Linked DNA regions of Homo sapiens: region 1 is linked to region 2. The links are chromatin loops, found by intact Hi-C in ENCODE. Cell type or tissue: GM12878. All regions are shown on one strand. Each heading gives the region's core, and the rest is flanking DNA. Links, peaks and the distances in the headings are about the cores only.

Region 1 (8,337 bases), core at 76-8,075, 160 kb after region 2:
AAACAAGTGATAGAACAAGCCATGAGGAGGAAAATGTGCAAGGCAAAGCTTCCAGGCAGAAGAAATGAGTGCGTGGGGCTTGAGATAAGAATGAACTTCATGTCTAGGAATTGTAAGGCCAGTGTTGATAGAGCTTAGTGAGGAAGGAGGATTGGTAGGGGGTGAACTTCAGAGGTAGGCAGACCGAGATCATTGGAGGCCCTAAAATTATGGTAAGTAACAGACCTGGTGTATGCATTTTAAAAGAATCCTTTGGCTGCTGTGTGAATAGATTAAAGTGGAGCAAACATGGAAAGAGTATGAGCAATTTGGAGACTTGCAGTGGTCCAGGTAAGGGGTCATGGTGACTTGGACTAAGGTGGTGGAGACAGAAACATTCAGATTTGAAATAGAGAGGCAGCAAGACTTCCCGATGAGAATACTGGAGTTGTGAGAGAGGAATCAAGGATAATTTTCTTGGGGCCTGAGGCCTAAATAGCTGGATGAATAATGATTCATTCACAGAGGCAGGAACAATGCAGAAGTGGAGGGAGTAACAGACTGCCCTGTGGAGAGATGAAAGCTCTGGGCTGAGTATGCAACCTTGAGGTAACTGTGTGAATACTAACCAGCTAGTTAATCACCTACTTGATGGGTAACTTTACATTGGTAAATGTAAGAACTTGGAAAATAATAATATAACTTAGGATACTGAAGACCTGCAAAATGCTGGGAAAAAATTCAAATTGCATGCCCAAACTATGTGGGAAACTTAATTGTTTTCGAAAAAGAAGCTCAGGAAACAGTTTCTCATTTTACTTAGAAGCTCTGATTGACCATTTCTTGCTAGACCCCTGTACATCCTTTGCCGTGAGGCTCTCTGAAGATGTCTTTTTAAGCCTGTGCTTTACTTCTTGATGTGATTTCCAACCGTGTGGAAGAAATAAGCATCTGGACTCTAAGAAACTAGTTTATATTCATCCAGAGACTGTAACCCTGAATGAATGAATTACAGGAAAAATGAGGCCTTAAAGCAGTATGATTTCCCTTTTAAAATAGTTAAGAGTTATTTACAGAATGAGAGGAAATATGGAAACTTAGGACTTCTAAATGCAGAAAGAGTTGAGGCTAGACAAAGTATAGAAAATCAGACACTTGGGGGGTTGGCCAGGCATGGTGGCTCACGCCTGTAATCCCAGCACTTTCGGAGGCTGAGGTGGGCAGATCACCTGAGGTCAGGAGTTTGAGACCAGCCTGGCCAACATGTGAAACCCTGTTTCTACTAAAAATACAAAAATTAGCCAGGCGTGGTGGCATATGCCTGTAATCCCAGCTACTCGGGAGGTTGAGGTGGGAGAATCTCTTGAACCAGGAGGTGGAGGTTGCAGCGAGCTGAGATTGTGCCACTGCACTCCAGCCTGGGTGACAGAGCAAGACTCTGTGAAAAAAATAAAAAAGACACCTGGGAGCCTTTTCCCTTCAGAACAGCAGCAGGGCTTAAACAGCTAATTAACATGGTAATTAAAATGGCAGTTGAGTGTAAGCTAGAACCAGTAGAACCCAGGCCCAGTTGATTAAAGGAAGCCCGCAGTTAGTCCTTTCTGAAGGAACCGCAGTAGCTGGTTAGGATATCAAGGTCAGCGAGGATTCAGGTTGCTGAGATACAATGTGTGTTTAAATGGAACTCAGTCGCAGAGGGTTTAGTTAAATGTGCACATCAGCTAATGGCTACCTTCAGCACTGGGGCATGCAGCAATCACTTATTTCCTTTTATCTTCATTCTTTATCCACTGTAACAGGTTGTATTTTCCAAAGATGGCCACAAGGATAAATCCCGCCCATGTTCTCCCAGAACCTTGCCTTACAGAGTCTAATTCTCTTCTTAATCTGGTTAGATTTGTAACTCTCTTATAACCAACAGAATGCAGTGAAAATGATACTTTGTAATTCCCAAGGCTGGGCCAGAAAGGCAATGAAAAGGAATGAAAGTCCCGCCTTGAGCTGTGGAATACCCATGCTGGAGCCCTGTGCTGGCGTGGAGGCAGTCCGACTTCCCTGAGGCGGCCACAATGAGAAAGCCTAAACTAGCCCATTTGAAGAAAGCCTGAGGCTGCATGGACAGCGAGAGATGCCCTGCCAGCCCTCGGTTGCTCCAGACCCTCTGTTTCACCATCTCCCTATAACTACCTGAGAGGTCCCAAGCCAGGCTGCCCAAGTGAATCATTTGAGAATTCATGGCCCACAAAAACTCAGAGATAATTCAGTCATCATTTTAGGTCACTAAACTTTGTAGTGATTTGTTATACAGTGATAGTAACTGGTATCTGGAAGTATAAGTACCAAAATAAAAATAAGCTATGTGGCACTCGGTGGAAGGGCCTCGAGACTGTGCATGAATCTAAAGGGCCTTGCAGAAGCTGTTAGCAGAGGCCTGAAGTCTCAAGGATATTTTTGGGGAGAGCTGAAGGAATTGAGAGTGGGAGAAAAGGTGTTTGGCAATACTGATGCCATGGTAACATGGAAAATAGGAGATGTACCCAATAAGTAAGGTGATCTAGCCAAGCAGATGTCTAGACACAGTATGAAAAGGACCCCTTGGCTGCTCTTTGCTGCCTGTGACACAATGTGAGAAGAGAGATGAATGAAGAAAAGCAATTGCATATAAAGGAGGTGAGACTATTTCTCATTCCCAGACTCTCTTCAAGGGGAAAACTGATTTTCAAATACAAAATGGCTTCAGTGCAAAAGTCCAATCCAGGATGGGACTGTAAGATCCTCTGTGAGGACCTCAGAAAGATGTAAGGCAGTATTTTTAGACCTTTTCAGACAGGCAGCAGTCTGCCTTCTAAAGATGTGCCTTTCAGGTTCCCTCCATTAAACAGTAGGGCTTCTCTGATTATTAGGGGTGTTCTCACAATGAGCCTCTGCTAATGGAGTGGATTTCATAAACTGACACTTGAGAAACCCATAAGGTTTTTAAAAGAATGTCAGCTTAGACCGAAAGACAAAGAGACAGTGCAAAATGAAGAGTCTTTCTACTCCTGGAATTGTATAGGCAGGCAGTAGACTGAGAAAACTACTCAGCTGTAAACACAATTTTTTTTTTTTTTAATGAAAAAGAAAGGATGGCCCAGAGGGTAGAAACAAACACAGAAAGCAGAGCGAAGAATCATGGAGAAAAAACCCCAGAGAGTAGGACCAAACCCTAGTCAAGGACCTTACAGGGTGTACCTGGCTGGAATTTCAGAACTGCCATAGACCAGAGATTGCCATGTGCTTTCCCTTTCCCCGTTTTTGGATAGTGTGTCTATTGCGGTTATTCTAAGCCTGTACCACCATTGCATATTGCATGTGGAAGGGAAGAGAGGAGATAATTCTCTCTCTCTTTCACAAGCCTTTGGATCATGAAGAATGTGACTCAGTGTGCTATAATTGAAGAACCACATCTGAGGAGCTTTATATGATGAGATCTTGGGCCTCAAGCCTGACCCTGAAGTCGTAATGGTATGAGACTTTTGTGGTTTCTTGGGAGGGGATGAACAATCTTGCATGGGAAAGGATGTGAACTGTGGCCACAAGGTAGACTGTAGCAGATTGTTTTCCAAAGATGATGGCAACAGTATCTTTTATGCCACATAATTCGTCTAGAACCTTGCCTCACCCCATCAAGAGATGGAGTCTGATTCCCTTCTTGAATGTGGATGGGCTAGCGGCTTTCTTGTTACCAGTAGAATACTGTGGAAGTGATACTTCGTGACTTCAGAGGCTAGGTCAGAAAAGGTGATGAAACTTCCGACTTTGCATGAATACTTGTGCTGGAGACCAGAGTCCCTTTGTAAGTAGTATGACTCCTCCTGAGACTGCAAGCGCAGAAATCCCCAATCAGCCCCCAGCTGCTCCAGGCCCATTTCAGCTCCAGCTGCCACCTGACTGCAACTGCATGAGAGACCATGAGGCAGAATCATCCATTTGAGCCCTTCCTTTTCAATTTTCTGGCCCACAGAAGCCAGGAAGAATAATAAAATGATTGTTTTCATTTTAAGCCACTAGGTTTGGGGGTAGGTTGTTATGGAGCAGTAATAACTGAACCCACTCCCATCACCACCCAATCCTATAGAAACCATTATAATATGGTATTTCCTTTTATTTTATGTGACCTTAGAGTTCTTTTGTGAGAATGCATCTTTTCATTTATGTATGATTATAACACTGGGAAATATATTTTGCTCTTTTTCCCCCCATTCAGCATTTTTTAAATGTCCCTGTCCCTGTGTCCATCAGTCTGTTGTTTCCAGCTGCTGTGTAGTATGCCATAGGGTGTATCCACCGTATTTTCCTTACCTGTTTCTCTAGCAACAAACCGCTAGATTGCCTCCGATACCCACCTCGCAACCATCCTTGGATATGTCCTCTTATAGCCCTCAGTGGGAGTTTCTTGGGATAATACACCTGGAGTGGGAATGCTGGGACAGAGGGAATAGTATACTTCTAGCTACCCGCTGCTGGCCATCTCTCCAGGATCACTGCACCAGTCCACACTCTTACAACAGCAGGGACTTAGGCAAATAACAAGATGCTTGCTTGCTGGCCCAGCTTCTACATTTTATTTATAAAAACAACCAGTGAGTCTGCTAGAGGGTTTGTTTTCCATAAGCGCCCCAGATACAGTTCACTTCGTTTCACGAAGTTCTTTCTTCAGATGTCACCTCACCAGCCTATAGGGAAGGGCCACCAAAGTATCCCATCCCTCTCCTCCCTGTTATCCTGCCCTGCTCTTCTTCATAGGTATTATAATTCGCCATTTGTCTGTGTGTGTATTTAGTGTGTATCCCTCTCCACACAAGAATGATGTTAGGTGCACAGTAGGTGACCAGTGAAGAATTGTTATGAATGAATTACTCAGGGCCTGGTTTAACCGGGTGCCATTCTGAAGCAGTCCACATCTCCTCACCTACCCGTCCTCACTTAGTGAGGAAGGAGTCTTGAGATGTACTGAGCCTCCCTGATCTCTCCCTGCCTACAGTTTGGGCTCAACATGCACAAGGGTGAAGGGTATTAGGACATTCTATTCACTTGTAGGACTATCTTGTCAGGGCAGAATTTTGGTTCTATCAGTGTTTCAGGACCACTGGTGTCCTAAGTGTTTGTAATGAGGTCACCATTTCTTGTTAAATGAATGAATAGAATCATTAGACCCTAGTTTAGTGTTATGTAATGATCCTAAGACAAATAAAGAATGGTAAAAAACGAATTCGGTAAAAAACGAATTTGATAAAAAGTACTTGAATAAATAATATAGCACTAAACTGTCTGTTACTAAAGCCACTAGCTATATGTGGCAAATTACACTTAATTACAGTATAAAATTCAGTTCCTTAGTCACGCTAGCCATACTTGAAGTGCTCAGTAGCCATATGTGCAGTTATAGCTAGCGTGCTGTGCAGATGTAGACCTTCCCATCATCAGAGAAAGTACTACCGGGTAGTGCTGTGTAAAAAACTCAACTCTCTAGGGGGGCATGTTCTGAAAATGCAAACCTGCTTTTAGAGGTTTTGATGGAATCTCTTCTGCCTCCTTCAAGATCAAAAGAGTCAGAGTTCTGTTCTGTTATTAAAAATAGCTACTTCTGTTATTTTTTGCCTACTTTAGATTTGGGAAGACAGATGTCTTCTTTCCTACTGACTTATGTTGGGGGACACCTGCAGCCTACCTGCTGTGTGTGCACAGCTCCACGTAGTTGCACTGAACATACGTTGTTAGCACCAAAGTCACACTGAGATAAAATTTATTGTCATAGAATGAACATTTTTTTTTCGGAATGAACAAATCTGTTTTACTTTTCACATGCCATGTTCGTTGTCCCTCTTTTGGGAGCCTGGATGAAAAGTTGGAAAGTTGCTTTTTTCCCTTTTGTTGTCATTAATTCTTCAAATTCCAAAGTTGTATATTTAAGAGTAGATTTAGTAAGTTGTTGCTAGCAACTGCTGCAATTTTAAAATTATAAAATAAGAATTAGGGGGAAAATCAATTGTTATAAATTTATTTGGGACATTTATTGCCACCACATTGGAAGCCTTTGAAAATTCAAACAGAAACCAATACACTTCCATCTTTTTTACTTTCGATAAATAATATCTTTGTGTATATGTATATATAGATAGATATACTTAATCAATAAGTCATTTAGCAGGGTTTTTACATTTTATACTGCATTCATCCAAAACAGCTCTTTCCAGATCGATAGGATGCAAATGAGGTAAGAATTAAGGCAAACCCAAAAGGCATGCAAATGTAGTACATTTATATTCACTGATAATACAAGCTTCTGTGGTGTGTGGACCAGACACAGGAGCCAAGGGTCCCTCTGTGTCTGTCCAATAGTATTTTACAGGAGGGTAGTGACATAGCTTATAATTAAGTTACATTACCATGGGGGTCTCAGTGCTACTAACATTATGTAATCAAGGAGATACGAGCATTAGCAAAACATGAACAAGAAGTCATATAACTCTTTGCAGCACATTTCTGCCCAGGCTTTGGAGGAAGAGGGATTTTTATGAAATGATATTACACATATCACATTGTGGCAGGTTGTTTGTTTTGTTTTATATATGCTTTTAAAATTCATTAGCAAATGACATTCTCATGCACACGAGTGTTTCAAACACAAGAAGCAAGTCCATTTATAGGTAGTCCAAGCAATATTTGTGTGTGTGTGTGTGTGTGTGTGTGTGTGTGTGTGTGTGTGTGTGAATAGCTGCAGACTGAATGGAACATTGAGACTTTTGTGCAGTCCATAGCATTGACATCAGCTCATTTCTGGATGTCGCACTGCAGAAGTAATACAATGGAAGGGTCGCTCTTTGCAGCTTCTTTGAATTCATCCAGTGTAATCTGGTCATCTTTGTTCTTATCCATCTTGCTGAAAATCTTGTCTACTCGCTGCTCAGGCGTCAGGCCATCCTCATTCATTTTCATCATGATCACAGTGCCTACCATTTTGTAGATAGCCTTGGGGAAAAAAGCATTGTAGGTGATATTACCAGAAACCCAGGAGGACAGAGAGCTCTTCTTGCCTCCCTTTCACCTGACGGGATCCCACCCATCCTCCAAGCCTCAGCTTCCCTTTCCCCAGAGGAGTTTCACTCCTTGTGCTGCAAGTTTCTGTGACAACCCATACCATTTCCCCCAACAGAATACATCTCACCTTTATTAAAATAACTGCTTTGTCTTCCCCACTAAAGAGTATGTTCTATGGAGCTAGGAAGCACGTGCTCCTGTAAGTCCAGGGCTTGGTATGATGCCTGGCACATCACAGGTCTCAATAAATACTGATCAAATGAAAAAGCTTTAGCTGCTGGAGCGTGGGATGTGGGGCAAGGGGCAGTAGGAGGGAGGGCCAGGTGAAGTGTTGAAAGATGAAGCTGGAGAGAGGGAAATGAGAAGCAGATCACCGAGTTTTCCTAGGATAAGATAAAGAATTTAACTTTATTTCAAATAAGTCCTTAAATGCTATTGAATAAGAGATGACATAATCAAATATGGGTGAGCCTTGTGACCAACTGGATATAGAAGAATTTGGGGTGGCTTCCAGGTTTTTGGCTGGAGGAAGTGGTTAGAAAGGGTGGCTCAATGGTGAGATTAGAAATAATGGATTAGGAATAGGTTCAGGGAGGAACATGATGGGCTCAGTTTTAAACATTCTGCATCTAGGTGCAGGAAACAGTCAAAAAGCACTAGCCTTGGGGATTTAGGAAAAGAAGAATTGTGGGGCCAACTGATTAGAAACTTAGAATCTAGTAAGACAACCAAGCCAGTTGTACCATTAAAATTGAACTCTGCAAGAAGTTAGTTTAGGGAGAGTTGTGGAGCAGGGACTCTGTTTATAAGTTAAAGAATAGAGTGAGAAGATTTCAATTATCCAGACCAACTAACTGTATACAATTAATTCTTGATATGAAATTTCCAAAGTATAAATTATTTCCTTTCTTAGAAAAGTGCTTTAAAAATAAATGCCCATCTATACAAAGACTTGCATGAGAACATTCATAGCAGTATTATTAATAGCCAAAATGTGGAAATGACACAAGTGCTCATCAACTGTAAACAAATAGGATACAGCTATACGGTAAAAAAATATATACTATTTTAGCAACAAAAGAGAATGAATATGCTACAGCATGGATAAATCTCAAAAATATAAAGAAGCCAGACATGTAAGGCCACATGTTATGTGATTCCATTTGTGTCAAATGCCCAGAAAGGGAGCCAAATCCATGGAGACACAGTGATGTGTTGGTTGCCTGAGCCTGGGGTGGGAGCGGGCCTTTGGGCATGAGGGATCTAACTGGGGGAATA
Region 2 (8,337 bases), core at 163-8,162:
GGGAGAAATTGTTTGCAGAGCTCAGAAAAGAAGACATGAAGAAAAGGCTACTGCTAAAGACAGGGTTTCCTTTTATGAACATATAAAGAAGCACAGTGTAAAAAGTAAAACAAAAACTTGAGACAGGCACAGTGGCTCACACCTGTAATCCCAGCACTTTGGAAGGCCAAGGCAGATTACTTGGGGTCAGGAGTTTGAGACCAGCCTGGCCAACATGGTGAAAGCCTGTCTCTGCAAAAAATACAAAAATTAGCTGGGCTTGGTGGTGAGTGCCTATAATCTCAGCTGCTTGGGAGGCTGAGGCAGGAGAATCACTTGAATCCAGGAGGCAGAGGTTGTAGTGAACCAAGATTGAGTGATTGCACTCCAGCCTGGGCAATAGAGCAAGACTCTCTAAAAAAAAAAATTAGAAAGGAAAAACTTGAGTATTAATTGAGCCATGTGGATCACAATCTTAATTGCTCATTGCATGCATGTTATTTCCTACAGCAGGTGTGTTGATGGGGACCCAGACTGAGAAGCACCTGAGTTAGCCAGTGAGCGAGGGGCTTCTCTCAGGTTGAGAGTCAGCTTCTCCCCAGCTTGAAGGCTATTCAAGCCCCCAGCTTCACACTCCTCTTGCTCATAACCCTCCTTTCCCTGCTCCTCCAAACTCACTCTGTGCCAGCCAAACCAGCCCATGTGATGCCCCAAGCCCTGGAACCTTTTTGGACCTGCACACTCTTGCAAGTGCAGTTTCCTCAGCTGAGGATGCCTTTGGCTCCCTCAGGTGCCCAGAGGTCAACTTCGAGAGCCTCCTTCTGTGTGAGGCTTTCCCTGAGTCCTGCAGGGAGCATTGGTTCCTGTCATGTCTTTACCTGTGTCTCCCTCATTTGGCTGTGAGCATCTCATCTCTGCAACTCTTTATCCAGCACAGCACCATGCCAGGCCCACTGGAAGAGTCAAGGCTGAGATGTGACTCAATTTTCTTCCCTGTCCCCCTTTTCTGGTCTTGCAGCTCCTACCATCATCATGTTTCTTTATTCTTTGTTGCAGTGATTGGGTCCTCAGCCCACTGCCTGTCTCTCAGCACTCCACAGAACATATCAGGTCTTTTGATGTTGGCTAATATCCTTGGAACTTAAATTATTTAAATAGTATCACTTTCTCTTTTAGGAAGTAAATTAAACATGCAGTAAAAGTAGAGATAGGGGTCTCTTGGGGGATGCAAATTCTTGAATTGTGAAGGGGAATAAAATTCTGTTCAAGGGGTTTCTATTTCCACTACACTACACTACATGAAGACGTTGATTATTTAACCTGTGCATACTAACTAGATTCAAAATTCAGGAAGGTTCAATGCAAAGTCCTCCCTGAAGAACAGGCCCACGCTTGTAATCACAGCACTTTGTGAGGCTGAAGTGGGAGGACTGCTTGAGCCCAGGAGTTCAAGACCAGCCTGAGCAACATAGTGGGACCCCATCTCTACAAAAATACAATTAAAAAATTGGCTAGGCACAGTGGCTCATGCCTGTAATCCCAGCTCTTTGGGATGCCAAGGCAGGCAGATCCCTTGAGCCCAGGAGTTCGAGACCAGTCTAGGCAACATGGTAAAACCTCATCTCTACAAAAAATACAAAAATTAGCCAGGCATGGTGGCACTCACCTGTAGTCCCAGCTACTTGGGAGGCTGAGGTAGGAAGATCACTTGAGCCTGGGAAGTCAAGGCTGCAGTGAGCTGTGATCATGCCACTGCACTCCAGCATGGGCAACAGAGTGAGAACTTGTCTTGTGAGAAACAAAGTCACCTGTCCAAACCCAAAGAATGGACTTAGAGACCTGGAGAACAGCGAAAGTGAGACTTTTAATGATGGTCTTGCAAGATCAGGTGTCTGATGAGCAGGCACACCCAGCACAATTTCAACAAGCAATTTATCCCCTACTGCACAGGTCCCTCCCCTGGTTCCTCATAGGCTGAGTACTATGGGGTCACGATCTTCCCAGATGTCACCTATTGATTGTTGCATAGTGGCTTTAGGCGTGTTTGTTTGTTTGTTTGTTTGTTTTTAGGGTTGTCTTGCTGCATTTTGTTGCAGCCCACAATGCATTGCAATTCTAGTTAGCTTAGGGGCTTTTCAAGTATTTGACTTATGACCTAAGTAGCTGGGCAGGCTGATAGGAACAGACAAAATTAGCTATTTTGCAGGCTAGTAAACTTTTAAACTAAACTTTTTTTGGTTTGGGTAAGGGCAACTAATGGGGAGCAGAGAGGGGAAGAAGGGGAAAGCCAACAAGTAGGCATCGACTATCCAAGCAGGGGCCTTGTATATCCTGTTTCTTCTGTAGTTTGCTGACCTAAGCCGATTCAAGGCACTTTGTCTTGGAGATGGACCACTGTATACATTATTTCCTTCAGTCTCAAAAAGAAAGTAAAAAAAAATATATCTTTTAAATAAAAAAATTAACCAGGCGTGTTGGTGCACCTGTAGTCCCAGCTACTCAGGAGGCTGAGGTGGGAGGACCTCTTGAACCCAGGAGACCAAGGCTGCAGTGAGCCTTGATCGCATCACTGCATTCCAGTCGGAGACAGAGCGAGACCCTGTGTATTAGTCTTTTCTCACATTGCTAATAAAAACACACTCGAGGCCGGGCGCAGTGGCTCACGCCTGTAATCCCAGCACTTTGGGAGGCCAAGGTGGGCGGATCACGAGGTCAGGAGATCGAGACTATCCTGGCTAACAAGGTGAAACCCCATTTCTACTAAAAAATACAAAAAATTAGCCAGGCATGGTGGCAGGCGCCTTTAGTCCCAGCTGCTCAGGAGGCTGAGGCAGGAGAATGGCGTGAACCCAGGAGGCAGAGCTTGCAGTGAGCTGAGATCGCGCCACTGAACTCCAGCCTGGGTGACAGAGCAAGCCTCTGTCTCAGAAAAAAAAAAAAAAAAACACTGGAGACTGGGTAGTTTATAAAAGAAAGAGGTTTAATTGACTCACAGTTCCACATGGCTGGGGAGGCCTCACAATCATGGCAGAAGGTGAAGGGAAAGAAAGCAAGATATGTCTTACATGGCAGCAGGCAAGAGGGCACGTGCAGGGGAATTCCTCTTTATGAAACCATCAGAATTTGTGAGACTTATTCACTATCATAAGAACAGCACAGGAAAAACCCGCCCTTATGATTCAATTACCTCCCACCAGGTCCCTCCCAGGACATGTGGGAATTATGGGAGCTACAATTCAAGATGAGATTTAGGTGGGGACACAGCCAAGCCATATCACCCTGTCTTGAAAGAAAGAAAAAGAAATGTACCATGGAGCACATTTTGAGGATCCCTTTGGGGGCAGAGTTTAGAGCATTTTTACGTTTTCCCAGGAAAATCTTGGGAACCTGATTAGAAGTTTAAAAACTTGGATTCTGGTGCCAGCTCTAATAGTTATGATATTAGGTCATGCTAAACCTTAATCTCATTTGTAAAATGGTCATAGCAATCTCCATTTAACCTCATATATAGTGAAGTATAGGTAAGAATTAAATAGGATAACATATGGGAAATACTTTGTAATCTCTAAACCAACATAAAGACAGACCCAGTATAGACAGAGCCAGAGAGAATGAAAGAATATTCATGTTCCATACCATGTGGGAAGAAAGTGTAAAGGGTATCACAATGTAAAATATGCTCTCATTTATAGAAATCCTAATAAGATGTTTGGACACCAAATACAAAGCTTCTTCAGATGAGAGCATAGACGGGGGAAAGACAAACGTAGAAACTTTTCTGTTGTTTGTTCACCGCTGCATTTCTGTTCCATAGACTTAGTATTGTTAAAGAAATGGGTCAGGCATTATTCGAGCATGTTGGCATGTGCCTGTAGTCCCAGTTATTCAGGGGACTGAAGCAGGAGGATTGCTTGAGCCCAAAAGTTTGAGGCTGCAGTGAGCTTTGATTGTACCACTGCACTCCAGCCTGAGCAACAGAGTGAAACCCCATCTCAAAAAAAAAAAAAAAAAAGGCAGACCTGGGCTCTGGGCTCTGGGCTCTGGGCTCTGGGCTCTGCACCCAATTATGTGACCCTGGGCACATAATTACTTTTTTTCTTTCAGCCTATTTATTTATAAAATGGGCTAATATTAGCTATTGTGTAGCATTAGCTATCAAGATTAAAGCAGAAAACACATATAGAGGCCTTGGCACTGAGCCTTGACACCTCAGATGACAGTTCCACACTGCTGTTTACTGGACTGGAAACAGCCCATGGCTGTGCTTTCTAAATATACTTCTATCTCATCAGCGACCTGACCTCCAGCCCTGCCAGGCTTCCCCACTTAATTTAATGAAAAGAAACACGAGTCAGTAGCATTCATGTGGAGAAGAACGTAACTAATGGAGAGAAGGTCAATAGTTGGCAAACTCAAGAGACAAACAAATAATTGTCTTTTTTCTCCAGCCTTCTCAGAAGTTTTTCTGCTTTCTTCTTCCTCGGAATTCAAGGGTCTCTCTGGGACCAAAATATCAAGACCTTCCAGGCTGCTCTAAGAAGGACACTGCTTCAGCTTCACTGTTTTACTGGCAAGAGAGAGACTGTCTCAGGTTCCTAGCAGGAGGGCGAAAGGAGTGAACCAGGCTCTGGTTCCTGTCTGGCCAGCGTGGGCTGAGCCCACAGAGTCAAGGCTCCTCCTGCAGCCTGGAGTGTGTAGGAATTGTCAGAGGAATCTAATGACACCCTGGTGTAGGCACCTAGCATACTGAGCCATTGTAATAACCTTAGAAGCCCAAGTGCATTTGCTTACCCATCTTATTTTGCTGTTGCTTAAAAAAAGCAACGGTTTTAATGTAAGGGTAATTCTGTGGACTTGACAATTTGCAGAGAATCCCTCCACCCCTGATTTGGCCTCTCTCCCTTGCCTCTCTCCCAATTAGCTAATGTGGCAGAAACTACAAGCAGAACAAAAAAACCTCAGCCCGGTGTGAATTGTGGAACACTTTACTGAACACAAATGAACAGAAGACAGATTTCCTCTGCAGATTAAGAAAGACTCTAGGCGCCAGCAGAGGAAGTGAAGAGAATTTCTAAGAAAATATTCAGGGTGGAGGCAGGAGTTCAAAGGGAAATAATTTAAAGGTCAAGACAAATAGTCCCTTCTGAAATGCTTCAGATGGTGAAAGATGAGGGCCCAGAGGTAGGGAAGCAGAGAAAAAGTGGAGAGGCTCCAAGAGTGAGCATTTGTTTAGAATGCTCTCCCACTGCCAAGCCCTTTGCCTAGGCCATCATCAGAGTGAGCTAGAAAAGAAGGCGACATGACTGAGGGAAGTAACCTGAAGTTTGGAGTTAGAGCTGAACTCACTAGCTAACTAATTAGACATGTGCCCCTACCTGACCAAGTGGCTTTGCATAGCTTAACTGGCCTAAACTTATTTCCTGGTCCTCAAAATACAAATAATGCCCATCTCCTAGGGTTGTTAGGAGAGTTACATGAAATAATAAATGTAGAAGTACTGACCAGAGTAGGCATATGTGAACTGTGGTTCTGCAACCCTTTCCCTGTCCAAGCACCAGAAATAACTTATTCCTAATCTTGAGCTTTGCCCAGGCCAGATGCTTTGAAACACTCCCTGGAGGATTGAGGGACCTATTCCAGCTATCCTCCCGATAAGGGAGGCGACTCCACTGGGGACTGGCAGGAGTCAAACACTCATATACAGCTGCCTATCGTGTACAGCAGTTGTGGTTGCAGCCTGGCAATCTGGGAAGGACTCAGTGGGAAAAGAGAGTAGAATGATAGATAACAGAGGCTAGGAAGGGGGTGTGGGTGAGACAAGGCTCTGGGCCACAGGACCCCTCCCAGGAAGCTGCCATCTTCTCCTGGTTTTGCAGACACCTACCCTCTAGTGGGTCCCTTAGAAGTCCTGAGGGCATACCCAGCTAATAGGTGAGTCTGTGACATTAAGGGATATTTTGAAACTGAGGACAGGAAATACCTCCTAATTCATTCACAGTATTTGGTGCCCAGGACAACCAAAATTGCCCAAGCTATTTATAAACCATTGTTAATACTTGAGCTTGAAAAATCAAAGCCAAGAGCATTTGAGTCCCACTCATTTAAAAACGGTGAGGAAAATAGCATTTGAACCGAAAGTTGATTTTTAGAACAGCTGGTTCTCCCTTACCCCAATACCCTCCTCCTTCTCCAACACAAAAAACACAACCCACACATACACATGCATGAACACATACATAGGTGAACAAATACGTATATATGTGCACACACATACGCTCTCACATGAACACCTGTACATGTATGTGATAAAGTTCCTTGGAGAAAGTCTTCATATTGTTCAATGTTTTCTAGCTTTTTCTCTAAAACACCAAATATATGAGAAGCTGATGAAAGTTTATATACATAGAATGACATCTTAGCAACTGTGCCTCACCACCACCCACCAATCCTTGATGACAAGCTACACAGAAATAAAATTAGATTCCTTCCACACACTATAGACAAAAATGAATTAAAGGTATTTTGAAGACCCATAAATAAATAATAAAACTGTAAGAGTATTTACAAAACATCAAGAGAACACTTGGACAACCTTGGAACTGGGGAAAATTAAGCAAGGGAGAAAAACACATAAGCCATGAAACAAAAACCAAATTTGATCATATAAAAATGAAAAGCTTCAAAAAAAATGATGCCATAATCAAGATCATAAGACATCATCACCGGGCGCAGTGGCTCACGCCTGTAATCCCAGCACTTTGGGAAGCCAAGGTGGGCAGATCGCCTGAGGTCAGGAGTTGGAGACCAGCCTGACCAACAGGATGAAACCATCTCTACTAAAAATACAAAATTAGTTGGGCGTGATGGCACATCCCTGTAATCCCAGCTACTTGGGAGGCTGAGGCAGAAGAATTGCTTGAACCTGGGAAGCGGAGGTTGCAGTGAGCCAAGATCACGCCATTGCACTCCAGACTGGGCACCAAGAGTGAAACTCCGTCTCAGAAAAAAAGAAAAAAAGACATCATCAAAACAAATATGCTGGAGGTCAATATGTTAAGTAAAATAAGCCAGGCACAGAAGGATAAATATTGCACGTTCTCACTCATATGTGAGAGCTAAAAAAACTTGATCTTATGGAGGTAGAGAGTAGAATGATAGCCTGGGCAACATGCTCTACAAAAAATACAAAAATCAGCCAGGCATGGGGGCACATACCTATAGTTCCAGCTACTCAGGAGGCTGAGGCAAGAGGATCGCTTAAGCCCAGGAATTTGAGGCTGCAGTGAGCTATCATCGCACCACTGCACTTCAGCCTGGGCAACAGAGTGAAAAAAAGAAAGGAAAAAGAGAGTAGAATGATAGGAAACAGAGGCTGGGAAGGGAGTGTGGGTGGCGGGAGGGGTGGGTAGGGGATAAAGAGAGGTTGGTTAATGGATATAAGCATAGAGTTAGATAGATAAATAAATTCTAGTGTTAGATAGCAGAGTAGCGTGACTATAATTAACAACAATGAATTGTATATTTCAAAATAGCTAGAAGCAAGGACTTGAAATAGTCCTGAAATGATAAATATTCAAGGTGATGAATACCTAAATACCCTGACTAGATCATTACACCATTACACATTCTATGCATGTAACAAAATATCAAATGTACCCTATAAATATGAATAAATATTATGCATCAATAAAAAAGAAAAAAGAATACAATATAAAAAGATTGGAAGGAAATATTCCAGTACATAATATACAAAGAACTCTCTCAAATTAACAAGAAGATAAAGCAATAGAAAAATGGCAAATTTATAAACTAGCAAGTTTTAGAAGAGGAACCAAAATGAACAATGGTCACATAAAATAAAGACGCTCCACCTCAAATGACAGACAGGGAAGTTAAAATTAACACAACAATGAACAATTTTTATCCATTAAAAATTCATAAAATTGATAGTATCCAATGAAAATGTGGGGCAACTGGTTCTGTCACATAATACTAGGAGGAGTATACATAACTACAAACTTTTATAGAAGTGACATAACATTATTTATTAAAATTTAAAATGTGCATACTCTGATCCAATAATCCCATTTCTGGGAATTTTTCAAGCTAATGAACACATCAGTAGATAAAGCTAGTTGTCTATAACCTTTGTTATAGCATTTTTGTCATAAAAAACCTGAAAATAACTTAAAAATCATTGAAAAGGTGACTCGCTTAAGAAATTTTGCAGAATCTGTTCTATGGAACCTTGCTAGAACCTCTGTTTTCTGTTATACTTTTTGCATGTGTGACTCAGCAAGTCATGCATCTGTTTCCCCATCTATAAAATGAAGGTAATAATGGTATTTACACCACAGA

What was found. Hi-C counts contacts between places; a loop is a spot of excess contacts. Peaks named below come from ENCODE experiments on the same cell type or tissue, not always from the same donor. Only the 100,000 strongest peaks of a DNase experiment are listed, where the experiment ranks them.
Region 1: it touches region 2 in a loop (2.2-fold over the local background); 4 of 110 quality-filtered maps call a loop at or near these places.

Annotation. Positions count from the first base shown.
Region 1 is chr2:17,653,850-17,662,186 of GRCh38, reverse strand. It overlaps VSNL1 (visinin like 1), which reads right to left. Exons shown (of 4, transcript NM_003385.5): 4 at 5,169-6,990. The coding sequence ends at 6,793. Among named protein-coding and RNA genes, the nearest start is that of SMC6, 96 kb to the left of the region's middle. RefSeq lists an enhancer at 3,845-3,934. In GM12878, for the core only: no CTCF peak of the experiment used is centred there; DNase peaks (open chromatin) are centred at 3,576 and 3,646; H3K27ac peaks cover 2,130 bases.
Region 2 is chr2:17,818,565-17,826,901 of GRCh38, reverse strand. No RefSeq gene overlaps it. Among named protein-coding and RNA genes, the nearest start is that of MSGN1, 6.3 kb to the right of the region's middle. RefSeq lists enhancers at 4,512-4,561, 4,612-4,661, 4,732-4,781. In GM12878, for the core only: no CTCF peak of the experiment used is centred there; no DNase peak of the experiment used is centred there; H3K4me3 peaks cover 964 bases; H3K27ac peaks cover 1,771 bases.